2 separate regions of the Homo sapiens genome follow, and region 2 is linked to region 1. Evidence: chromatin loops called from intact Hi-C (ENCODE). Cell type or tissue: MCF 10A. All regions are shown on one strand. Region 1 overlaps BASP1-AS1 (BASP1 antisense RNA 1). Region 2 overlaps RETREG1 (reticulophagy regulator 1).

What was found. Hi-C counts contacts between places; a loop is a spot of excess contacts. Peaks named below come from ENCODE experiments on the same cell type or tissue, not always from the same donor. Only the 100,000 strongest peaks of a DNase experiment are listed, where the experiment ranks them.
Region 2: it touches region 1 in a loop (7-fold over the local background); 9 of 110 quality-filtered maps call a loop at or near these places.

What each region holds. Positions count from the first base shown.
Region 1 is chr5:17,189,319-17,191,818 of GRCh38, reverse strand. All of the region lies in intron 1 of BASP1-AS1 (BASP1 antisense RNA 1), which reads left to right. Among named protein-coding and RNA genes, the nearest start is that of BASP1-AS1, 27 kb to the left of the region's middle. RefSeq lists a silencer at 1,245-1,539. In MCF 10A, CTCF peaks have their summits at 1,149 (motif pointing right), 2,004 and 2,203 (motif pointing right); DNase peaks (open chromatin) are centred at 1,148 and 2,228.
Region 2 is chr5:16,551,814-16,554,313 of GRCh38, reverse strand. The region is part of intron 3 of RETREG1 (reticulophagy regulator 1); the gene reads left to right. Among named protein-coding and RNA genes, the nearest start is that of RETREG1-AS1, 63 kb to the left of the region's middle. RefSeq lists a silencer at 1,300-1,594. In MCF 10A, a CTCF peak has its summit at 1,375; a DNase peak (open chromatin) is centred at 1,403.

The sequences.
Region 1 (2,500 bases):
TGGCGCAATCCCGGCTCATTGCAACCTCTGCCTCCTGGGTTCAAGCGATTCTCCTGCCTCAGCCTCCTGAATAGCTGGAATTACAGCTGTGCACCACCACGCCCAGCTAATTTTTGTACTTTTAGTAGAGGCGGGGTTTTGGCATGTTGGCCAGGCTAGTCTCAAACTACTGACCTCAGGTGATCCACCCGCCTCGGCCTCCCAAAGTGCCAGGATTACAGGCATGAGCCACTGCACCCAGCCCGTTAGTAGTTTATTTTTAACGCTATTACAGGGAAAAAAGTTTGTTGTTTTTTAAATTGGGCATCTTTCTTTAATCCCCCATTAAAAGCTTTCTTTATTCCTTGGCTTCTTTGTAAAATCTCGAAGTCTGGGAATCTCTGTCATAGCTTTACAGTCACTTTCAAGGAGCTTTCAGAACCCTCCAAAGCTGGGCCCCACGTAAGACAATCCTGGCTCGAATCACTTGACTTTGCCACCCTGCAGACTCCTGAAGCTACAACACCAGGAAGTGAGGTGAGGACTTTCACCTGAACCCCAATTACATCCACAGTGAGAGGGAACATGCGGGCGGCTGGAGAGCCTATCTTCTCTGAATCATCTGGGGATAAAGTCACAGGCAGGAAAGCAACAAGCAGGTGGCCTTTATCTGGGGATTGGCCATTCCTCCCCACATACTTGCCACAAGCCCTCTAGAATGGAATAGATGTCAAACTCTTGCTGAATGAGTTCATATTCCTACCCTGCTTTTAAATGTTTAAGTCATAATCATCTTAGTTTTAAAGCCTCATTATTGCGGTATTTTTAGCATTCTAGTTTTCCAGATACATATATCATGTTACCAACCACAGTTTAAAAGCTCTTATGGCAACTTACTCATGCGCGCATTTTATTCTCTTTAAATTCTCTCCTAAGATGAGGAAAAGGGGGGTGTAGAAAATTTCCTCTGAACAATCAGAGGATTGTACATAGACACAATTTGGTCATGTATTGAAGTGAACCTTAGCTGGGGAAAAATTAAAACCTAACAAGAAACAAAAGAGGAACCTACTGTAGAAAACAATGAGTTTGTTCAAATGCATTCTTAACATTTCTGTGAGTACTAATCAACCATGAGAAACTTGTATAGCATAAAAGTGTCCACTAGGAGGCACTGCAGTCAAAGCACACAGAAATAGACCCAAAACCCTTAATTTATGTAAACTCACGTGTTTTTATTAATATTGTCAATAGTGAACTGTTTTTGCAAAATGAGAGGTCACTATTTTTCAGACCTGATTAGGAAAAATTGCACAAGGCACTTCTTGCTGAAGAAAAAAAATCCATTTTCTGGCAGCAGGAGTTAGCTGACTCGTGGCAATCCAGAGTTGGCCTCTTACTAAGGTCAATATGCATGTGCTCAGGAAACTTGAACCCACACAAGAATGTGAACCAAGACGGTCAGGCCAGAGATAACATGCGGGTCTTGTAAATGTCAAACTTTGCTTCCTCTGCTCAGCTGAAAACATCCTCTTCTCTTTCCCTTATCCTCCTCCCACCCTACCACTCCTGATGATATCCATAAACAAAAAAATTTTAATGACTCGTAGAAGCTTTAAAATAGGAGGACATTTAATTTCATAACGCATCTGCGGTCACAAGCTGACTGCAGCTGAGTGAAGATACAACCTTTAGCAGTGCTCCCTGACTACAGGTCAAGTGGATGCTCTCCTTGTGACTGTAGCAGATGGAGGAGGAAAGGTAAAGGTGAATGCAAGAGGCTAGAAACATACATTGTGATCCCTTTTTTAAAGCCTTTGATTTTTTAAGATTAAACTAACCCATTTTTTTAAGTATATGATTTGTTCATTAAACTACAAATACATGTCTTGGATTGCAAGCTGAAGAGCAACTGAGAGCTAGGAGAGGCATGATAAGACCCAGGAAAGAAACTACAGCAAGGCGCCCTCATGTCGCTTAGAATACAATGCAGGTCCCTGTAGCTCCTGCTCCCTGAGCCTCCTGGCACGCCTGTTAAACAACCACTGCCTTATTCACGCAGAGAACTTGCCATGCTGGGGTCGCCCAGGGAAAGTGAAGTTTTGGTCAGTGTTTTGGGTTGAATTGTATGTCTTCTCCGAAAAAATATGTTGAAGTCCTAACCCCTCTTTACATGCCAATGTGACATTATTGGAAGGAGGGTCTTTGCAGTTGTCCTCAAGTTAAACTTCGGCCACTAGGTGGCGCTCATCCAATGTGACTGCTGTCTTTATAAGGAGAGGAGATTTGAACACTGAGATGCAGAGACAGAACGCGGTGGGACGACAGAGGGAGAGAGGGGGGTGATGCGTCCACTAGCCAAGGAACACCAAGGACTGTTAGCAGCTGGGAGAGATGGAAGGAGCTCCGGAAGAAACCAGGCCTGCCCACACCTTGATTTCAGACTCCTGTTCTCCAGAATTGGAGAAAATAGATCTCTTGTTTTAGGTCACCCAGTTTGTAGTCCTTCATTATGGCAGCC
Region 2 (2,500 bases), 640 kb after region 1:
CCAAGGTCAGGGACAAAGTCCAGAGAAACAAGCGAGGCTCAACGGAGAGGTTCCAGCCTCGGAAATGTCAGCATCATTCCAGGTGGGGGGCCCAGCCAGGCCGAGTGTCTTTTGACACAAAGTCTCACAGGATTGGGGTGAAGAAAAATGATTTATTTCCAAGGTCAGGTGAGATCAAAGTTCTTAAATTCTTGCTTTTTGAGGCTCAGAGGCAAGCTCAAAGGTTCAGCCTCCAGGTACAAGTGACAGGGTTGAATGCATATTCTGGTGACTTAGGTGTAAACCCAAAAATGTTTCAAGATTTGGAAACTCTTTGCATTATCCAGAATAAGATTTAAATCTTATCCTCATGGTCCGAACTGTAGTCTTTGGACAACAAGAGGGAATCTGAGAGAATATCGTGCTCTCTTTCAACAACCTATCCCTGGGTTCTGTCAGTGGGCAGGTCTGTCTGTCTGTCGGCCTACCTGTATATGTTCCTTAGGTACATGTTAGTGATCATATTGAATATACTGAATGATATTTGTAATATATATATAAGTTGTAAAACATAATAAAATGAATATACATGAACCTATTATCCAATCAGGACTGATACAGTTGCTCCCCCGCCCACCCCGTCCTGCTGCCTGCCAGAAGCAAGCATGGTCCTGAAGTTTGTGCTCCTCATTCATTTGCTTTTCAAAAAAAAGCCGCGCTTATATTTAAATGAAATATGAATATTCATACATTTAAACAAAATCTAAATATATTTAAACAAAATCTAATCTAAATATTTATATATTTAAACAAGGTATAAATGTTTATATATTCAAAGTATAGATATATATTTAAACAAAATATAAACATGTATATATTTAAACCAAGTATGAATATTTATATATTTAAATCACATATATGTATCCCTAAATAAAGTTTTTGTTTTTGAGGTGTATCAAAATGGTACCATATTTATGTGCTCTTCTAGGACTAGTGTTTTTTTTTCTTACACGTTTTTTAAAAAGATCAGTTGTGTTGCTGTGTATAGCTGTAGTTCATTCATATTTTGTGGCTGTACGATATTCCATCATGTGGACTATATCACAACTTATTTATCTGCTCTTTTTGCACTGACTTTGGATTTTTTTTTCCATAGTGTGCACTGTTTCTGTTTCTGAGTTTACGATATGGCAGTACAAATGGTCATTTAAAGGAAAAAGGTAGATGCCTAATGCTTAAAGTGAACAGTTCCCAAAGCCAGAATATTGTATATTTGAAAGGTTGTGTAAAATTTATACCAATACAAGGGCTGTGACACCTAGCATGGAAATATTCTTGTGAGTTCTTGGGAGGTTTTTTTGTCTTTAGTCTGTGCATGCTCAGCCCTGTTCTAGGGCTGGCTGCCACTAGAGGGGGTGTGAGCGATGGGACATCTGTTTCAGAGAAGCTAAGAATAGTTTGGCTACTGCAGAACCCAGCCGTGTGGCTCCAAAGTGTGATTAGTACCTACACATTCCAGCAGGGCAAAAGCATTAACGTTGTTCTAGTTACAAGAAGAAAGTCCGATGAAAGGTGACTTCTATACCTGTACCTGTGTGCACAGGTGTGCATGGATACTCATATGTTTTAGAGTAGTAGGGGGAGTGAAAAAAATTAACAGGGACTAACTAAGAGAAGTGATTGAAGGATAGATCAATGGAGAATATGACAGAGAAAGTGGGGGTGGGCAGGAAATTCACAAATGAATGACATGAATCAATGACAAATGGTTGTGTTTTTTAGTTGACAAACAAGCTAAGCATCTGTGAGGTCTCTAAGAACTAAATGGTACTTTGAGTTCATGACCCTTTTACTGTTTGTTTCTATCCACTGTCTTATATAAAATCTTTTGAATGTTGTTTATCTTGTGCTCTCCAAAGTCTTTCCTTCCCTCCTTGCTCTTTGACTTAGTCTTTTGACTTAGTATTTTCCTTTTCTTGAGGACTCCAGATCATCTTGAATTGTGAATCCTAGAAAATAACTTAATTTGCAAGTGATTGTGTGGAAAGAGGGGGTATTAGTGAGTTGTTGGCTCCCAGGCATAAATTAACCTGTTAAATACTGAGGGCAAAGGTTCCTGCTTGTTAGAAGAGTGTACAAGAGCAGTAGCTGCTAAAGAACGTCTTCCACACCATTGTGTGTTTGGGGCAGGCTGAATAGTCCCATCCACACCAAAGAAGTCCATACCGTAACTCAGAACCTGTGAATACATGACCTCAGATGGCAGGAGGGACTTTGCAGATGGGATCAAGGATCTTGAGATGGGTGGATGATCCTGGAGTATCCAGGTGGCCCCATGTCATCACAAAGGTTCTTTTAGGAAGGAGGCAGGTCAAAGAGAGACAATGCGAGGCTGCAGGCTGTGACTATGGAGCTAGGGACCATGAGTGAAGGAAAACAGGTGGCCTCTAGAAGCTGGAAGAAGCCAGGAGACACCATCTCCCCGAGAGCCTCTGAAAGGAATGCATCCCAGCTGACCCAG